Linked DNA regions of Homo sapiens: region 2 is linked to region 1. A link is a loop called in an ENCODE intact Hi-C map of the cell type or tissue named here. Cell type or tissue: MCF 10A. All regions are shown on one strand. Each heading gives the region's core, and the rest is flanking DNA. Links, peaks and the distances in the headings are about the cores only. Region 1 overlaps LOC101928387 (a long non-coding RNA gene). Region 2 overlaps PLEKHA5 (pleckstrin homology domain containing A5).

The links. Peaks named below come from ENCODE experiments on the same cell type or tissue, not always from the same donor. Only the 100,000 strongest peaks of a DNase experiment are listed, where the experiment ranks them.
Region 2: it touches region 1 in a loop (3-fold over the local background); 4 of 110 quality-filtered maps call a loop at or near these places.

Annotation. Positions count from the first base shown.
Region 1 is chr12:19,639,092-19,649,805 of GRCh38, reverse strand. The region is part of intron 3 of LOC101928387 (a long non-coding RNA gene); the gene reads right to left. Among named protein-coding and RNA genes, the nearest start is that of AEBP2, 200 kb to the right of the region's middle. RefSeq lists enhancers at 1,658-2,159, 5,616-6,175. In MCF 10A, for the core only: a CTCF peak has its summit at 5,996; a DNase peak (open chromatin) is centred at 5,975.
Region 2 is chr12:19,293,847-19,304,560 of GRCh38, reverse strand. The region is part of intron 15 of PLEKHA5 (pleckstrin homology domain containing A5); the gene reads right to left. It also overlaps the pseudogene RN7SL67P. Among named protein-coding and RNA genes, the nearest start is that of AEBP2, 140 kb to the left of the region's middle. In MCF 10A, for the core only: no CTCF peak of the experiment used is centred there; DNase peaks (open chromatin) are centred at 4,590 and 5,100.

The DNA.
Region 1 (10,714 bases), core at 3,542-8,541:
CTGTTTTGGAATCAGCCTTCATTTCCAAAGTTCATCTAGGCAAATCATGTGTTTCTTCTATACAATGTGTGGGCCTAGGGTCACCATGCATGGTGCGCAAGTTGTATGCTGTCAAGGGTACAACATCTAATGTCAAGATTTATTCACATGGTAGTCATCGTAAGTTTGTATATTTACTTTCTAGTAGACGGCAATAGAAGTTCTTGTTCTAACAAAACCAGTATATATTACAACAACTTCCCCATAAAGTGTCTTGAGAAATGGGCACCTCTTTCTAATAAACACAAAGAACCACATGGACAAGCATGGGCACTATGTGAGTTTCATGTGTGAGAGAAAGAGCCAGCAGAGAGGTTGTTTTTCATCCCATTCAATAGAGCTACCTAGAGAAGCTAATGAAACCTCAGCAAACAGAAGCCAGAGGTAGACCCCCTGATTGCAAGGATCTAAAGATGAAATAAGCAAGAGCATTCCACTGGAACAAGAGAACTACAGATTAGAAATCCACCATCAGGAGAAGAAGTTGGTGCCTACAGAACAAAAGAAAGCATCCCAGGCTGGGTGCCGTGGCTCACGCCTGTAATCCCACCACTTTGGGAGGCTGAGGTGGGCGGATCACGAGGTCAAGAGTTTGAGACCAGCCTGGCCAACATGGTATAACCCCATCTCTACTAAAAATACAAAAACTAACCAGGCATGGTGGTGCGTGCCCATAATCGCAGCTACTCAGGAGGCTGAGGCAGGAGAATTGCTTGAACCCAGGAGGCGTATGTTGCAGTGAGCTGAGATCATGCCACTGCACTCCAGCCTGGGTGACAGAGTAAGACTCCGTCTTGAAAAAAAAAATTAAAAAAAAAAAAAGCATCCCAGGAGAGAGAAAGCGTTCAGGTTAAATATTGGCAAACCACCAATCCTTCTTCTTCCATCCTATTTCAACCACTAGGGTCAGTAGCATGGTTGACAAGATGGAAAGCATGACAGAAGCACGTGTAATGCACCACATCACATCTAGGTTGGAAAGTCCTAGAGGAATGTTGGTTGCTTCTCTCATACCCTCAGAAACCCCCTAGGCTTAAATAACTTCTGCACATTCCCAAAACCTAGTTCACACACATGCAGGAATTATGATTTATGATGTTCCTTCCATCTCAAAATTTTAGTAAATTTTAACATTATTTTTTATAGTTTGATCTTTACTGGCATTTAGAGTGCTAAATCAAGTTTAGCCTAAAGCTGCTTCCTTCCATATTTTAAGTTTGCCCTAAAGGTTATTCTGTACTTCGTGAACTATAACAAATGGAGGTATAATCAGACTTTAGCCTACACTGAGTTCTGGCCAATTAATGTAGCCAATTGTTCAAACCGTGTTCAAATAAGGCAAACGCTGAGCTGTAACCAATCCAGTTGTTTCTGCACCTCACTTCTGCTTTCTGTATGTCACTTTCCTTTTTCTGCCCATAAATCTTCCACCACATGGCTACGCTGGAGTCTCTCTGAGCCTACTACTGCTCAGAAGGCTGCCTGATTCACGAATTGTTCGTTGCTCAATTAAACTCCTTTAAAGTTAATTTGGCTGAAGTTTTTTCTTTTATCAAGAGAATCACAAAACAAAAGCAATCTAAAGCCAAGGAAGGAAGTACAAAAGCAATTAAGTTTAAAAGGGACAGAAGACCAAAAGGTATATAAAAATAAAGCAGGAAAAATGGAAACAGTTTGCAGCAGACAAAGGGGCCAGATTTCCAAGAAGAACAATGTGATGCTTTTTAATGTAATTGGTCCCTCATGAACTAATCAGTAAAAGCAAGATGGCTGACAGACGGATCCAGCCACAGCCTCCAACAGCTGTCTAGCCCCCCTGAGGTGATCATACTCAATCGCACCATTTGGGGATGTGAATAACAGAACATCAAGCTGTGAAGGTAAAAAGCTGGGAAACCAAGGAAACTCCCTGAACAGGAGCCTTGAGAACAAATAAGGAAGATAGTCCAGACCCAGCATGGACATGAAAGCCAAAGGATGACAATGCACCCAAATTAACAGAAGCCAGAAAATAGGCGAAAACCAGAGATTTGCCAAAATTGCTAAGTTCAAACCAGGTCCACGACTAGGATATTTGAGAGTGAAACAGGGTAACTTTGAAACCCAGAGAAATAAGCAACAGCCTTCCAAGGGGGGCACAGTTGCTCCAGAGATGCAAAAAGATTTTAGAAGTTACTAGGTCCCCGAGGGTTTTAAAGTAATCCGTCTTCCTATCCTCTGCTTTTACAGGTACTCTTCCTATAACTGTTAACAGCCTGATAATGCACTCTCCTATTTCTTGGTCATTTTTCTCCTGATTTACCAAAAAAAAAAAAAAAAAAAAAAAAAAAAGGTCTACCTGTCACCCATCTCAAACCTTAAGATGGTTCTAGAACCAAAGATACAATTACATTAATTATTTTAATCAAGCCCCCATAGTTTCACAAACATACCCCTCAGTGAATCTAATTGAGATGCATTTTCTATATATTTCTCCTTTTTAAAAATAATTACCAAATGTTTTAATACATTTATACCATTTTGAGTAGCTGCAGACTATTAATAATTACAGTGATAATTTGATGCCAAAGAAATATTTTAACACTAGTAACCTTATCATCACAAAAAATTATAGGTAATTTTTAACTTCAATTTTATATATTTGTTGTTGCTGCTGCGTTTAAGTTTACTAGGGTGAATGTATCCAGGGACTCAAGAGAAACAGAAGATAATGGACAGCCAGAAAGAGGGAGAGAAAGAGTTTTTTTGTTGTTGTTTTTTGTTTTTTTTTTTTTTTTTGTAATTGACTCATTTGATTGTGGAGCCTTGGAATCCTGAAATCTGTTGAAATAATTTTTGGAAGGCCATTAAACCACGGCAGCTCCAGCACCCTGGGTTCCTATGTAAGCAAACTGAAACCCAACTAGATGTAAATGGTCATAGTCCAGGCCTGTCAGAAACCACCACCTCACCTCTAGCTAGGGACTTTCCACTGGAATGATTGCTTTGCCTTGCTTCCACATTCACCATATAAAAGCTCCCCCTTGTTCTCCTTTTCTGGAGCCCTGAACTGCCTATGGTCTGGAACTGCCCAACTTATGATTCATTGTCCACCCAAATTTGAATGTGACTTAGTTTATATTTTAACAAATCTGTGGGGTAGGCTGACAGGCTGGAGACTCAGGCAGGAGTTAATGTTGCAGTCTTGAGTTTTCATCTTCAGAAAATCTTTCTCAATTTTTGCTCTTAGGGCCTTCACCTAACTAGATGAATCACCACTGACATGGTTTGGATTTGTGTCCCCACCCAACTGTCATGTTAAATAATAATCCCTAATGTTGGAGGTGGGTTTGGTGAGAGGTGATTGAATCATGGCGACAGATTTCCCCCTTTGGTGCTCTTCTCCTGATAGAGTGCTCACGCGATCTGGTTGTTTAAAAGTGAGTGGCACCTCCCCCACCTTCCTCTTGCTCCGGCCATGTAAGAGGTGCATGCTTCCCCTTCGCCTTCCACCAAGATTGTAAGTTTCCTGAAGCCTCCCCAGTCATGCTTCCTGTACAGCCTGCAGAACCATAAGCCAATTAAACCTCTTTTCTTTATAAATTGCCTAGTCTCAGGTATTTCTTTATAGCAGTGCAAGTACAAACTAATTCAACCACCCACATTATCAAGGATGGTCTCCTTTAACTCAAGTAAACTGATTGTAGATGTTAACCTTTACTTAAAGTCAACTGATTGTAGATGTTAACAACATCTGTAAAATGCCTTGTCAGCAATACTTAGACAGTGTTGATTGAACAACTGGGAACTATAGCCTAGACAAGTTGACACAAAAACTAACCATCACCTTGAACAACCATAGAAGTGCAAAAATATGTTACATTATGATAAAATTCTGTAAGAGAAGTAGGGTAAAAATACAATTTCAAATATCAAATATTTTAAGAGTGTTTTATTTTTCATCTTTTTTGTGTTTTTAGAGACAAGGTCTCCCTCTGTTGCCCAGGCTGGAGTGCAGTGAAGCCATGAAAGCTCATTGCAAGCTCAAACTCCTGAGGTCAAGCAATCCTCCCACCTCAGCCTCCCCAGGAGCTGGGACTACAGGTACGGCCCACCACACCTGGCTAATTTTTGTAAATTTTTTGCAGAAATGGGGTCTCACTATGTTGCCCAAGCTGTCTCAAACTCCTGGCCTCAAGAGATCCTCCCACCTTAGCTTCCCAAAGTGTTGAGATTACAGGCATGAACCACTGTGACCAGCCTCTTAAGAGTGTTTTAAAACATATATTACATCTTTTGTAAGGTTTTTGACTTATGATGAAAAACAGTATATGTCAACATAAAAGTATGCAAGTATTGATTATCAAAATTCCGGTAGGGGTTATGCAAGCAAAACTGAAGACAAGTTCTAGCTAGGATAACAGAGTACAGTAAGTTCTCACTTATCATTATTGATAGATTCTTGGAAACTGACTTTAAGTGAAATTATGTATAACAAAACCAATTTTTTTTTATCAATGTTGTAACAAAATGAGACATTGAAGGAAATGCTATTTGAGGACTTGCTGTACCTCCTTTCACTTAAAGTTGAAGTTTCCAGGAACTTATTGATGATGTTAGTGAGGCCTTACAGTATTGTTGCTAAATTTATGGACTCAGACTGTACTGTACCTACATATTAGCTGTGTGAATTTAGGGAAATAAATGAAATTCCTCGGTTTTGGGGAATGTTATTTAATATGCTATATTATTAGCACTTATCGATCAGATTTGGAGGTAGATTAAGTGACATAATATCTTCAAAGCACTTAGCACAATTTCTGGCACAGAATAACTCCTCAACAAACGCCAGCTATTATTATTATTCAGCAGATGTCAGTTGTAGAACATAAATCCACGAAGACCTATAAATGCAAGAACTCACACCAGGCTTGTCTTGCCTGCTTAGCTTTTCTCTGATCCTCTCTGCTAGTAAATCCCTGAGGCTCCATGGCTAGACACTAAAAGATTGGTCCTAAATCCCAACCTCAGTTCATAATGTATATTATCTCCAGTTTTCCTCCAGAAAGTGCTCTAGCAATGGAACCCTCAAGTTCCTTCATCTGTCTGTTTCAGCTGTAAGCCTTGCAGACCAGGCATGTTTACTTTGGTAAACATTTTGAGGGTTTTCCTGTCATTTGGCATGTGTGTGGCTCTCTTCAAACTCTCCGTTTGTCAGCCCAAATGCAGTTCTGTGAGCATCCTGGGGCTGCTTAGATAGATAGATTATTGAACTATCCAACTATTTTCTAGAATTCTAACTTAAATTTGTTCTGCAATTTAAACCTGTCTTTTTTTTTTTCAAGCGGAGCCTAGGAAATAGGCCTCTTCAAAGAACGAAAACACAAAATGTCGGATTAACTCTTCAGTGTAATTGATTTTCAGTGTGATCAAAGATTTCTTTTAATTCGATCTTCACAAGGCATAGACTTTTCTGGAACAACCTTGCTCCTACCCCTATTTAAATTTAAAAATTAAATCATTTTTTAAATCACTTAAGTAATAATGTACTTTGAAGACACTTCAGAGAAATGAAACAAAGAGGGATAAAATACCACATTTTCATCACCCAAAGACAACCATGTTAATCTTTTTAAACTCTTTTTTTGTGAGAAGAAAAAAAAATCTCCTTCTCCTACTACACACACACACACACACACACACACACACACACACACACACACACACCAACCACCAAAAATAAAAAAGGGGAGTAAAAGCAGATCCAAATGTGATTTCCTGCCTTTAAATCTGTTGCAGACACTTATGCTAATTACCCAGCAACCTTCATTTCCTTAGGTCACCGAAGAGAACAAGAGCTTTTCTCAGCAGGCTGAGTGGTTCTTACCTGCCTCTCCGCTAATGAAATTCCCAGTTTTGTCTCTGGCTTTTGCTAACAAGGCAAGCCTCCTACCGTTTCCATCCTTTAGATGGCAGCATGATCTCTAACACTTTACGGCCTTTTTTCCCAAGTTATGCAATTCTTGCAATTAAAAAAAAAAGGTTTAATTTTCTGAGGGAGTGCTGAGGAGCTGGAGAAATTAGGAGGGGAAAGAGGAGCCATTGAGGATGAAGGTATGAAAAATGGAGAAGCCAGAATTTGCGTGTGGAATCTGAATGTTTCCAGTTACCACATCTACCCCTATCCCATTACAGATAGCAAATAGGTGATGGATACACATCTATGTGGTAACTGGAATTTTATTTTTTACATTTTGATATTTATTAACAAAAATGGTCCTGAAAAGGATTGAGTCAAAATTACAAAGTGATAAGAGTTAAAATAAAAATCGTTCTTAACTGTATTGTCAGCTGGGCAGAGTGGCTCCGGCCTGTAATCCCAGCACTTTGGGAGGCCAAGGCGGGCAGATCACTTGAGGTCAGGAATTTGAGACCAGCCTGGCCAACATGGTGAAACGCCATCTCTACTGAAAATACAAAAATTAGCAGGCATGGTGGTGGGCACCTGTAATCCCAGCTACTTGGGAGGCTGAGGCATGAGAATCACTTGAACCTGGGAAGCAGAGGTTGCAGTGAGCTGAGATCGCACCCCTGTACTCCAGCCCGGGCGACAGAGGGAGACTCTGTCTCAAAAAAATAAATTAAATTAACTGTATTGTTTCTGGGGGACTTTAACCAGTCCAGAAAGCTATTTTTATCTCCTGAAACAGGACTTAAGTCACACTATTCATATGATAGATTTTAATAGAAACTCTTCCTCTTTCCTTCTGTCAAAGCAAAATATAGTGAAGGTCTTTGTTTTTACCTCAAACCTGCTTTCCAAATAAGTGTGCATACATGTAGATGGATTGGGATGGGGTGAAGGGAAAAGTTAAACAAAAAGGTTAAAAAAAAAAAAAAAGAGGCGGGGGCAGGCTGGGCACAGTGGCTCACATCTGTAATCCCAGCACATTGGGAGGTTGAGGTGGGAGGATTGCCTAAGCCCAGGAGCTCGAGATTTGCCTGGACAACATAGGGAGACACCATTTCTACAAAAAAAAAAAAAAATTTTTTTTAATTAGCCAGACATGGTGGTGCACGCCTGTGGTCCCAACTACTCAGGAGGCTGTAGCAGGAGGATCACTTTGGAAGTGAGAAGGTGAATACACTAGGGGAAAGTTAAGGCTGCAGTCAGCTGTGATGACATCACTGCACTATGGCCTGGGTGACAGAGTGAAACCCTTTCTCAAAAACAAGAAAGCCAAAATCTTAAAAACGGGAAATGAAGGCTGTTCATGGGTTATCCCTGTCATATCCCACTCACTGTGGTTTGCAAGATTCTGCACAATAAAATGTGCTCATTCATTCATTCAGTACATATTTATTGACTTCCTGCTGTGTGCCAGACACAGTAAGAGAGCAGACAGTCTAGACAGCTGTACCGCTGAGCAGTAGGCCCGTAGTCAACACTGGACACAGGTGTAAATAAAGCAGATCGTTCTCCCTTATTCTGCCCTTGTGCATCTCATGTTCTAGTATTAGAGGCAGACAATTTAAAAGGAAACAGATATAAATTTAGGTAGTGACAAGGACCATGAGGAAAAACCAAACATAACAAAAAGGCTAGAAAGGGTGTAGGGAGTGGCCGTTTTAGACAGGATTGTCAAGGCATGCTTCTCTTGGGAGGTGATATTTGAGCAGAGACCTGATGAAGCAAGTGAGGGAGTGAGCCACTAGGCACCTGGGAGAAAGTAAGGCAAAGGGAACAGCAATGCAAAGGCTGTGGCATCCAGGCATCCTTGGTTGTTGGAGGAACAAGAGGAAGCTGGTATGGCTAGAACGGGACAAGCAAAGCAAGGAGTAGCCAGAGAGAGATGAGGTCAGAAAGAAGAGGGCACATAGGGCCTTGGAGTCCCCAGAAGGGGTGCTGGGTTTTATTATAAAGGTTATGGAAAACCTTTATGTGAAGTAACATGGCCTAATTTCCATTTGAAAAGGATCACTCTGGCTATGGCACAGAGTACATCCTAAGTATGGGAAGAGGCAAGAGTGGAAATAGAAAGGCCACTCCAGAGGCTGTTGCAAAAGCCAGTGGAGGGATGGTGTGGTCTGTGGGGGAGGAAGGGAAATGGAGAGCTGGAAGACAGGGAGGGCTTGAGTGCTGGGAGGACTTGGAAGTGGTGTGGCAGGGAACCAATAGTTCTATTTTGGGCAGTTGGGTTTAAGTTGCTATTAGTCATTCCGTTACAGATGTCAAATAGGTGATGGATACAGAAATCTAAAACTCAATGGAAAGGTCAGAACTGGAGAAAACTTGGAAGTCCTGTGTATGGAGATAGTACATGTAACCAAATAGCTGAATAAGGTCATGCAGAGAGCAAGTGTGGGTAGAGAACAATCCAGGGACAGAGGCCTGGGGCGCTCCTGCGTTTAGAGCAGCCAGCTAAAGAAACCGAGAAGGAAGGCCAAGCAAGGTAAAGAGGAAACCATGGCAGTTAGGGGTCCCAGAAGTGAGCATTTCAATAGGGAGGAAGTGATCAATTTTGTCAGAAGCTTGTAAGCATTCAGGTAAATGAATACCAAGAACGGACCACTGGATTTGGCAAGATGAATGTCATTGCGGATGTTGGCAAGAGCCCTCTAAGCAGAATATGAGAACAGGATTGATTAGTGTGAAATAGAGAACACCAGGCGAAGGCCGTTAAGCTGGGAAATCCTGCTGAGGAGTTTTGCTATCAAGGAATGATAAGTGAGGTAGAAATGGGAGGGGGTGGGGGTGCTAGGAAGAGCTTTTCAAGATGGGAGATATTTCAACACATGTATGTGCTGATGGAGACGATCCAGGAGAGAGGAGGTCAGAGTGATGCAGGGGGAACCAGATGAGGAGGACATCATTGCACACATGGAGGCATGGAGGGAGCGCGGACCCCCGGGTAGATGTGGTGGTGGGAAGATGAGGTCATTGTCTCTCTTTTTTTCTTTTCTTTTTTGAGTCAGAGTTTCACGCTTGTTGCCCAGGCTGGAGTGCAACGGCGCGATCTCGGCTCACTGCAAGCTCCGCCTCCCAGGTTCAAGCAATTCTCCTGCCTCAGCCTCCCAAGTAGCTGGGATTACAAGCACCAGCTACCACACCTGGTTAATTTTGTATTTTTAGTAGAGACGAGGTTTCACCATGTTGGCCAGGCTGGTCTCCAACTCCTGACCTCAAGTGAGCCACCCGACTTGGCCTCCCAAAGTGCTGGGATTACAGGTGTGAGCCACTGCACTCAGCCCATTTTTCTTAATGACACAAGAAACAAGGTTATCGACCAAGAGTAAGGAATGGGAGGGAGTGTTGAAGGCTTAATGAGAGAGGAGAAAGTGTAGAATATTCCTTTTTGGAAGCGGGAAGGTGAATTCACTAGGGAGAATACAAGAAGATTTCGGGAAGGCTCTGTAGGCTCATCTGAGGTTTGAAAGTTTAAACTGATTCCTGGCAGCACATGTTGATTTTTTTTCTTCCAGCCACATGCCAGCAAGCCAGGCAGGTCTGAGCCACACCCCCAACCCTCCCCTCCATCCCTATCGTCCCCAGGCCTCTCTTATCACTCCTCTGGCTTCTTCACATCTTAACTTTCTCTCCCGTCTGCACTAAAAAAAGGGCCCAAATGTAGTGTGGAAGGCTCTTTTTCTGCCACCTGCTCCTATACCTCTGCACTTAGGCCACTCAGAGATCTCATTCACTCCCAGACCTTTAGCTATCTTCTGAATGGCAGTCCCAATCTCTGCTTTCCCTCCAGACCGAAATGTTTGTCTCTTGGGCATCTGCGTCTTGATATCCCTCTGGCTCATAAAACCCAGCAGGTGCAGCAGTGAATTACTTGGCACAATCATCATGCTGCTCTTCAAAGCTTGCTTTTCCTGTGATATTCTGTTTCATTTAACATCATCTATCCAACCTTCAAGACAAGAGGCCTTAGATTGGTCTTCAATGTCTCCCTCTTCTTAGTTTTCTCTGTTCCCCTGTGTACATGAAGTTGTTGAGAATTTCTATCAATTCTACTACCATAGTGTTTTTCAAATTTGGCTTCAGAATCACTGCCTCATTTATGCTGTTTCTCCTTAAATCTATTTCCTGTGGTAACTATTATTTGTGAAGAAGGGTCTAGTATTAGTCCCCGCTCAAAAATATAAAGATATTCCTATTAACCCTTAAAATCCTTAGCCCTGAGTTCATGTTCTTGCTGTAATCATTACAGCTGGTTTTTTCCCAGCTCTTACCTCACATCACCCCCTTCCAGAATTGTATACACTCCCAACTGAACAGTTTTCCTCCTACTTTCCCACCATGCTGGTCAGTCCGATGCTCACCAATACCCATGGAAACGTCCACTCTTCCAGGCCCTTGGGCACTAAGAATGGGGCCCTTTGACTGGTTCTGCTCATGACAGGCATCACTTCCAGGTGAATGCAGTTGTGAGCCAAGTGCGTTCACCTCTCTCCTCCCCTGCCAGTCACCTTGGAGGGCACATGCTCCAAATGGCATAGCTACATGACGAAAGAGGATTGTCTGACCTATATCAGGTTTTACGTAAGTGAAAAATACATGTATTTTGTTACAACACTGGAATTCGGGATTTGCCTAATGAAGCAGCTAGCATTTACTGTCCCAATGCTGCAGCCCTGTGTCTTTGTTTATACAGATGCCTTTGCTCAAATGCTTTCTCCTCTTCCTATT
Region 2 (10,714 bases), core at 1,980-6,979, 340 kb after region 1:
ACATGACTGCCAAAGAATTTTTCAAGGTCCAGATGAGTTGATATCAGATACTGATCAAGGTAATTGCACAACTATCAAAGATAAAAAACTTCAAACTAAGTAAACACAAATATTGGATCTAGATTAAAATATTTTCTTGTTGTCTAAGATATAGCATTAAGAGATTTTAACTGCCTTTTAAAAGCTGATGTGCAATGGCGCAATCTCAGCTCACTGCAACCTCCACCTCCCTGGTTCAATCGATTCTCTTGCCTCAGCCTCGTGAGTAGCTGGGATTACAGGTGCCCACTACTACGCCCGGCTAATTTTTGAGTTTTTAGTAGAGACCGGGTTTCACCATGTTGGCCAGGCTGGTCTTGAACGCCTGACCTCAGGATTCCCAAAGTGTTGGGATTACAGGCGTGAGCCACCGTGCCTGGCCAGTTACTCTTTTTCTTAAGAGATGGGGTCTCGGCCATGCGCGGTGGCTCACGCCTATAGTACCAGCACTTTGGGAGGCCAAGGCAGGTGGATCACTTGAGGCCAGGAGTTCAAGACCAGCATGGGCAACATGGTGAAACCCCCCCCTCTACAAAAAATTAGCTGGGCATGGTGGTGCAGGCCTGTGGTCCCAGTTACTTGAGAGGCTGAGGCAGAAGGATCACTTCAGCCTAGGGGGTTGAGGCTGCAGTGAGCCATGATTGCCACTGCACTCCTGGGTGACAAAGCCAGATCATGTCTCAAGAAAAAAAAAAAAAAAAAAAAAGCTCAAAGAAAGGATATCTTAAAAAAACAAAAACAAAAACAACGGGGTCTCACTATGTTGCCCAGGCTTGAGTGCAGTGCTTATTCACAGATGTGATCCCACTACTGATCAGCACAGAAGTCTTGACCTGCTGCATTTCCTACTGGGCTGGCTCACCCCTCCTTAGGCAGCCCAGTGGTCCTCCGTTCCCAGGAGGTTGCCATATTGATGCTGAACTTAGTGTGGACACCTGATCGGCATAGTGCACAAAAGCCCACAACTCCTGGACTCAAGTGATCTTTCTGCCTCAGTCTACCTGGTAGCTGGGACTATATAGCCTTGCGCCACTGTGCCAGCTACTTTAGTAGCTTTTAAATGTCTGTTTCAAATCTATCTCTGGAGAAATTGGACCAGCTCTGAACTCAGAAAAAATAGGATATTCTAACTCATGAGGTAAAATGCTCCTGAATCATTTGGGGAGGGGGAAAAGAGATGAGTAGTGAGCAGAGCCAAGATGGTCATTCATATAATTCATCCTTAGAAAAAATTAATTCTCCATACTCCCTTTAAAAATAACAAGTGATTAAGCAGTGGCTTAATTGCTCTCTTAAAAGTTTATATAATAATCTAGAGGCTGGATGCGGTGACTCACTCTGGGAGGCTGAGGTGGGTGGATCACCTGAGTTCAGGAGTTCGAGACCAGCCTGGCCAACATGGTGAAACCCCGTCTCTACTAAAAATGCAAAAATTAGCTGGGTGCGGTGGTGTGCGCCTGTAGTCTCACTCACTCAGGAGGCTGAGACAGGAGAATCAGTTGAACCCGGGAAATGGAGGTTGCAGTGAGCCGAGATGGCGCTGCTGCACTCCAGTCCGGGCAACAGAGCAGGACTCCATCTCAAAAAAAAAAAAAAAAAAAAAAAAAAAAAAAAATTTCATACAGAACAGTGCTGTCCAACAGAACTTTCTGTGATGATGGAAATGTTCCACATCTGTGTAGTTCAATATTGACTACTTGAAATGGGGCTAGCATGACTGAGGACATGTTTTTACTTATATATATATGTAACTACAAATTTAAATAGCCACATGTTGCTAGTGGCTATCATATTAGATACCAGGTCTAAAAATTCTACACCAGTAGGCTGGGGGTGGTGGCTCACATCTGTAACGGCAGCACTTTGGGAGGCCAAGGTGGGAGGACCACTTGAGGTCAGGAGTTCAAGACCAGCCTGGCTAACATGGTGAAACCCCATCTCTAATAAAAAATACCAAAATTAGCTGGGTGTGGTGGTGGGCGCCTGTAATCCTAGCTACTCAGGTGGCTGAGTCAGGAGAATCACTTGAACCTGGGAGGTAGAGGTTGCAGTGAGCCAAAATCATGCCACTGCACTCCAGCCTCGGCGACAGAGGACCAGTAAAGCAAGTATGATTTTCCCCATGATCTGCAAGTCATTTGCAGGAGGGGAAACCTTTGCTCAAGCTGTCTTGTAACTTAGTTTACTTGAGTCTGAATTCTGTGCCAATAGTTCCTTTTTCTTGAACAGTGTGGGTGGATACAGAGCAGAGCTTCTGTCCTTCACTGTTAACTAAGAAGAAGACCCATCTCTTGCTGTCATTTTCCATTTAAGAGAAAAAGGGACTTTTTCCTGAGTTCTTAATGACTTCTTCGGAAAAGATTTTTTCAGTTGGGAATCTGTCTTAACAAAAGCAAAAAACTCCATAGCGTAATCACAGAATACTCCATTTTCTCAAGAATGTCCTTCTGTGTCTACATCAATAAGCTCTTAAGATGTGCAGCAAAACTAAAAAGCTAAAGAATTTGATGTGCCCAGGGTGAGGCTTTAGGGAATGCAGGGGTCTTTATAAATAGGTCATTTAGATAATAACAATGTAAATTTGCCTTCCACTCTCTCTAGGCACACCTGAAAGTCCAAGAACCTGAGATTGAAGGGTATGCTACCTATTGAAACCACTCTTCAACAGGAAGCAGGGAAATGTGAAGTGACTTCAGTAACAGAAGAATGTAAATAAGTCTCTTTATAACTGAAGGGGTTATTGAGATTACTTCAGAAGTTTTAAAGTAATTTGAATAAATTATCATACGTTTTTTCCTGTAAGTAAAACCTGCAAACATTACTATTGTTATATAGTCATAAGAATCAACAATATTTTTAAAGATATAGCTAGACTTTATAATATTTCCCCTTTTCTTCAAGGAAGATAGATTATGTCCTTGTGGTATATTTGAAAGCAAACTTTGAAGGCCTGGGCTAGTGCCATTCCAAATAATTTACTTACATTTGGCTAGGGATAAGTTTTACAGATCTGATTTTTTTTTTACTTCAGTAGCTTAATGTATTTTCCTTGTTTAATGGCCTTTTCCTAATCCCTGTTCCTTTAATTTCAAGCAAGGCTACTACTATGTTTATCCCTGGCATCCACAGGAAACAGGAAATATTAAAAGAACTCAAGATGAATTAAAAAAAATCTTTTACTGTGAACATAAGGTTTGAAATTGTCACATTTTCTTCTTTGCAAATATTTTAAGGATACACTAAAATCTACCATTTTTAAGTGAAAAAACATTCCTGAAGTGAAAATCTTACATCTCTGTTAGTCAAAAAGGTACTTGTTCTTGCCATGGATAAATCTATTCTAAAATATACTTGAATTTTATTTTATTTTTGAGACGGAGTTTCGCTCTTGTTGCCCAGGCTGGAATGCAATGGCGCGATCTCGGCTCACCATGACCTCCGCCTCCTGGGTAAAAGAGATTCTCCTGCCTCAGGATCCTGAGTAGCTGGGATTACAGGTATGTGCCACCACACCAGGCTAATTTTGTATTTTTTTTTTTTTTTTTTTTTAGTAGAGATGGGGTTTCTCCATGTTGGTCAGGCTGGTCTTGAACTCCCAACCTCAGGTGATCCGCCCACCTCGGCCTCCCAAAGTGCTAGGATTACAGGTGTGAGCCACCGCACCCGTCCAAATTTTAAATCAAAATTAAAATAACTTCTAGATAGAAGGATCTGGATTTTATCAATGGTTAACTGTGTTCTTACAAAGTTACAAATGGCACTGAGTAGCTGAATTCCTACCATTAATTCAAAGATTTATCAGCTTATGTTTCAACAACATAATGACACCTTTAGGTCAATTTTAGAAATGTTTTTGGCATTTATACTCAACCTCATTTCCTTCCAAGTTTTGAACAAGAATTCTACATTGTGGGCATTAGCATCATGGCTTATCTTTGCATCCTGAGTTCCATAAATCTTTGCAGAATGAATAAACTTGCTGAAAAATGTACATAAAATTAAGACAGAGGCAAAACCTACTGTAAAATTAAGACAGAAGCAAAGCCTGGTATAATGAGCTACTTTTATAATTTTGTAACTGTAAAATAGTATTTATAATATTTTGTAAATAAAAATAGAATTGTATAACTATTATGCATTTTAGAATAGGTAGGGACATTTTGTTTTCACTTTGCTGTCTTGTTAGAGCCATAGCTAGAAGCTGATATTCCTCAGGTAACAAAGACTGCAGCCAAACTCTAAGAACAGAATGATCCATTAACTTTGAAAGAAGTTAAAATAGAATTTTTAAAAGATGAAAGAAAATCCATTAATACAAGGTTTTCACTCTAGCTTATGATTTTGGGCAAGTCATGGAATCTGATTTAATGGGGATAAAGGTTAATTGGTCCATATGCTGCAGAGCCTGTGTATGTGAAACAAGTGGGATGTTGTATAGGATGGTGCTTTGTGAACTGTAAAGTGATACTTACACAGTAAGGTTGAACAGGCACTACACAGGTACACCATGCAGAGAACGGAGTGCTTTGGAAGTATCTGAGAAATGGTGAGTCACTGGCTGGAGAAACGGGTTTATGGGGGAGGAATTATTTCACAAGTTGTGGCGTGGTGGTGGAAGACTGAAGGCTTAAATGACAAAAAGAGACTTTTTTTTGTAAGGCAAAAGGAGTCTGTGACATTTCCTGAGTTGGCTAAAAGACATAATGTGGCAGGAGCTTTAGGAAGATCAAATGAGCAACTGGACCTAATTTCAATTTCAGCAGTCACAGACTTCCCATTTACCGAGGGCTTACAAGCTCCTCTTACTGTGTTCAGAAGTTTATAGATATTACCTCAATTAATCCCTAACAACCCTTAAAGGTTCACATTACTACTCTGTTACAAATGTGAGAGTGGAGGCTTACAGTTAACAAACTTATTATCCAAAGCCAGGGAAATTAAGATGAGGAATATCCAAGACTATTATACAATAAAACGGGATACGTGACGAAATCTAGATGTGAGACCAGGAATATTGCTATGTGCGTGCAAAGATTCAGGAGAAGCATTACAGAGATTTGCTGACTAAATGATTTGCTGACTAAAGATTCAGGAGAAGCATTGCCAAGATTTGCTGACTAAATGGTAATGAGGGATCTCATATACATAAGGTGTTATGGTAGCCTTTGTTCTCCTGAGCAAACACCATGCCAACATGTAATCAGCTAAAAAAAATCTGTTCAGACAGTTCTACAGAATCTCATGATTTTTCCATTTTCAGTGAAACTGTTTTTAAAGTACATTTAATTCCAGTTTAAAGTCATCAGTTTAACTTTAATACATGCTGATGTTGGGCAGACAAGATTTTAGGAGAACATAATAGAACTCCAGGCACTTGTCTGACTTAATTCTGCCATTTTCACAAATTTGGAAAATCTCCATCCTTACAGTGATGGAGAGGCAGGCAGGATGCCAAGGAGGCTTGTCATACCTTAGGTCCTTCCAGTTATTCTGCCACTTGTTTTTCTTCTTCTTCATCAGTCAGCCAGACTGTGAGAGACTGGTGTCAGGCTGTCCCAGCCATAGCCTGTAGAGGAGACTCGGCCTCACTTTCTCTATGTGTTATCCTCTTTTCCGCTGGGGGTTTTAAGGTGCCAGCCTTAAGTTCCTAGTCTAAGCAAATAGTAAAGCAAGAGTGCTGACGGCTCTCAAAGCCCAGTGAGTTCCTTCTGAAGGAAGATGTATTCAATAAATGCTTGTGACATGACCAACGTTAATAGCAACTGATATTCTGAACCATTTTTTTTAAATTATTTTATTTTTTTGCTTTAGCTTTTTGGTGAGGGACTTGAGGGATAAAGATGACAAGCTTTGGGCCAGGCGCGGTGGCTTACACCTGTAATCCCAGCACTTTGGGAGGCTGAGGCGGGTGGATCACCTGAGGGCAGGAGTTCGAGACCAGCCTGGCCAACATGGTGAAACCCTATCTCTACTAAAAATACAAAAATTCACCAGGCGTGGTGGTGGGTGCCTGTAATCACAGCTACTCGGGAGGCTGAGGCAGGGACACCAAGAGACGGAGATCTTCCCCAGTTAGCACTGAGATAGGTTACAAAAAAAAAAAAAAAAAAAAAGCTAAAAAAATAGGACAGATTACTGCTAAGAACAGACCCATGATAATAATGTAAGAGCACTAAATAGGCCAATTTAAGAGACACATATTAAATTCTAATTTACTCCATTATCCATTTAGTCTTACAGTTCTGCCATTATTATTATTTCATATCCTGCTCAAGGATTTTCTCAGTTTTATCTCTGTCCCTCCTACTCCTCTTCTTTTTTTGGAGATGGTGTCTCCCTCTGTTGCCTAGGCTGGAGTGCAGTGGTGCGATCTCGGTTCACTGCAACCTCTGCCTCCCAGGTTCAAGCAATTCTCCTGCCTCAGCCTGCCAAGTAGCGGGTGGTACGCACTACTATGCCCGGCTAATTTTTTGTATTTTTAGTAGAGATGGGGTTCACCATGTTGGCCAGGCTGTCTCAAACTCCTGACCTCAGGTGATCCACCCACCTTGGCCTCCCAAAGTGCTGGGATTACAGGCGTGAGCCACTGTGCCCAGCCCAAAAAAGATTTTCTTACCCTCCTCCTCAGAATTTGATAATTGTTTTTTAAAAAATGTACTGATAAAAAGACACATATATAGGTGCTGACTCTGTTGACAATCTATCCCCAGTCTACTGGATCTCCAAATAAACATGAAATGTTTTTCATTCTCAAAAAAAAAAAAAAAATAATAATTTACTGGTAAATTATAAAGAAGGATTTAGCTATTGACTCTGGCAAACCTTAAACATTTTCATGCAAAAAAGAATACATAGGTATGCTTGCACTGTATTTTTTTTTTTTTTTTTTTTTTGAGACGGAGCCTCGCTCTGTCGCCCAGGCCGGACTGCGGACTGCAGTGGCGCAATCTCGGCTCACTGCAAGCTCCGCTTCCCGGGTTCACGCCATTCTCCTGCCTCAGCCTCCCCAGTAGCTGGGACTACAGGCGCCCGCCACCGCGCCCGGCTAATTTTTTGTATTTTTAGTAGAGACGGGGTTTCACCTTGTTAGCCAGGATGGTCTCGATCTCCTGACCTCATGATCCACCTGCCTCGGCCTCCCAAAGTGCTGGGATTACAGGCGTGAGCCACCGCGCCCGGCCTGTATTTTTTTTTTTTTAACTGTACTATGGCAAACTGATTTGTCATGAAAAACTTCCTGCTTTTCCATGACTTTGAGGATAACGTCCTTTAGCTATCTGATGTTAAAAGAAGAGGCTGGTTACTGCAGTAGAATATCATAATTCTGGGGGGGTTGGTACATGTTTGGTTTACCCACAGTAGGGAGCATGCTTACCAAAAGCATGTGAAGCATTGCTCTAAGTCTCTGGATCCTTCTGCACATCTCCATCTACATACTTCGTAGTCACAGTTCCTAATATCTCACCTGCTGTTATCATTGCCTACTTGAAAATCTGGCAGGAAGGTTATTAGGGAAAAGGAAAAGGGGAATATCATTTAAGTTCCCTCACAACTGCTCTTCAAACACTAGCAGAGAATGTTAGAAAGAAAAAGAGTAAGAAACAAATGGAAGGAAAAGCTAAAATAGACGTGAGGAATATGGAGGGAAACACGTTCCAACTTCCCCATTCCTATTAATACTCCTTTCATGCCTGGATCAAAAAAGTGCTACCTCTTCACTCATGGAGAGTTTTTGACTGCTTCCTGTCTTCAGCTCCTGGTCTAGTTTCTAAACGCCTAATTTCATTCTTTTGCTCAACCCAACCAGACCTGGTCCAGGCTACAGGAGCCAAGAACTAGAAACTAGCGTAGATCTAGTAAGTGACAAGACTGAGAAACTTCAAGTCCCTACTCCCAATGTTAGATCTGCTGAAGAAGGCATACGTGTTCCTAAGATCTGAGGTTTGCACACTGAATACATTTTTTTTTTTTTTTTGAGATAGAGTCTTGCTCTGTTACCCAGGCTGGAGTGCAGGGCATGATCTTGGCTCACTGCAACCTCTGCTTCCTAGCTTCAAGTGATTCTCATTCCTCAGCCTACCAAGTAGCTGGCATTACAGGCACACACCACCAGGCCCGGCTAATTTTTGTGTTTTTAGTAGAGATGGGCTTTCACCATGTTGTCCCAGGCTGGTCTCGGAATCCTGACCTCAGGTGATCCACCCACCTTGGCCTCCCAAAGTCTTGGGATTACAGGCGTGAGCCACAGTGCCTGGCCACACTGAGTAATTTTTTTTTTTTTTCAGACGGAGTCTCACTCTGTCGCCCGGGCTGTAGTGCAGTGGCGTGATCTTGGCTCACCACAACCTCTGCCTCCACCTCCCGGATTCAAGTGATTCTCCTGTCTCAGCCTCCCAAGTAGCTGAGATTACAGGTGCCCACCACCATGCCTGGCTAATTTTTGTGTTTTTAGTAGAGACGAGGTTTCACTATACGTTGGCCAGGCTGGTCTCGAACTCCTGCCCTCAGGTGATGCACCTGCCTTGGCCTCCCAAAGTTTTGGGATTACAGGCATGAGCCACTGTGCCCAGCCACTGAATACATTTTTAAAAGAGATATTTTCTTCAGTGTGGTTAGGGTGTGTGATACTGTTAGTCTGGTCTTCAGATATAGCACAGGGTAAAATACTATCTTTCATGGCCTGGCTTGGGAATCTAACCACCAGGGATACTATGAAAAATCCTTAATAACCAGTAGGGTACAGGAGCCAAAACAACCAGTGTGCTCCTTCTTCTCTATCTTACAACCAAATATCATCAAATGGTTTGGCTACAATCAGCTCCTATGGAAACCTGTTACTCCAGTTTCAAACAAATGACTTATAGTTGGCTCTATGGAACCTTTTAGGGACTCCTAATCATAAAATGATTGCTCAGCAGGGCAGCTTATGCTTGATCTGCCCTGTTAAGAAAAAAAATTTTTTTCAAAATTTTCTTTTTCCCTCATAAAATAAACACCAGCTACTATGGCACTTTCAAAGAACTACAACAGGATATTTCATTCTTCAGGGGAGGAGACCCCACTTTAACTGCTGATAATCTGAAATTTACTTCCAACCTCCTGGCAAGTACACAGCAAGGGCAACACTTTACTTATGGCTTCCCTCCATCCCTATTATATTCTGTTAGGCAGAAAAATAAACATGGAAAAAGCTAATAAATGTTAAATCCATTCAGTACATGCATTTTAGGATGAAGCTGGCAAGTTTCACTTAAACTGTAACCAAAAGTGTCTCCAATATTCAGCAACAACTAAGCTGGATGAGAAGAAAATGAGTTACTGATATATTATGCATTTATTCATTCTCTACATAGAGCATGGATGAGGTACATAAAATATATAGTTGGGATTACTGTATGTATACAGGTTCTACTTTGGGCCTATGCTATCTTAAAATTCACAAAAATGACAAATAAACCAGGGCTAGTCTTATATAAATGTGGACTTTGAATAATACACTAACTGGGCTATGGAAGCATAAACAAACTGTAATAGTGTACTTAATGATGAAACAAAAAACTGAAGAAAATTCTACCATGTAATTAGTATATCTATTGTTATTTTTAAACCACTTTAATACATGATTCATCCTCATAAACGGTGACAGTGAGAATCAAATTATATTGCTGAAGTTACAGGCACCAGAAGTCAAGATTTTTGGATTGCCTGCTTAATATGTAAATCTGCAGACTTTCAGATAAGGCTATTTTATTTTTTATTTGTTATTAAACATTCCAGTAGCATCAGAAATGAGTTGACCTCTGAAGTAACTATGAGAATACTCTTTGGGTCTATGTGTTTTGTGAATACTGACAGTGATTAACAGAATTTAAAGAAATTACAGTTTTGCTTTTGATTATTGTAATACCTCACAAGGGGCAGGAGGAAAACTACATTTTGTTGCTGGTCTTGGGTTATTCTGATGATTTATTAGGGGAGGCAGAGTAAGTGTTAGAGTGAGAATAGATTAGTACATGTTCATTTGTTATGATATATAGTATAAAATGTGACCAGAGCCTTTTCCTCTTTCAGATTTTATAATTTACTCTCAAATTTGTGGTTACATAAAACTGATGAATCAATTCATAAATCCAGGGAACCAATAATCCCTACAAAAGCAACGGACCTGGTACTCTAAAATGTTACGCTACTGGCAGTAACAAGATTAAAAGCTGGAAATGTTTGAGCTGAATGAAAAATTTTATTAAAATTCAAAGTTATCTAAATCATAAATTTTTAATAAAATTATCTAAGGAGAGATTTTCTTTAGGAAACCTTAAGGATACATACATTTAAGTATATCTGAGTTTTTGGGCAGTCTCCACCATGTTTTCATATGCTGTCTAATTATTACCTAAAAATGGCCCAATTTTTGCTATCAAAATATTCTTACTTCAAACACAAGTACCATTCAAACAATTCTGTAATTCTTCTCATTATCACAAACTTTAAAAATTGAATAGCTTTACTTCAGATAAATTACTGGAAAAGCTTTGGTGAGATGTTGAGAGAATAGAGAAGATCAATAACACATTAGGATGTTTAGAAGTCACCAGTAGGACCACAAGCATGGAGCAGTAGAAAAGGTTCAACAAAGCTTTCTTTGAGAGGAGAGATGGGAATGTGAACCTCAACG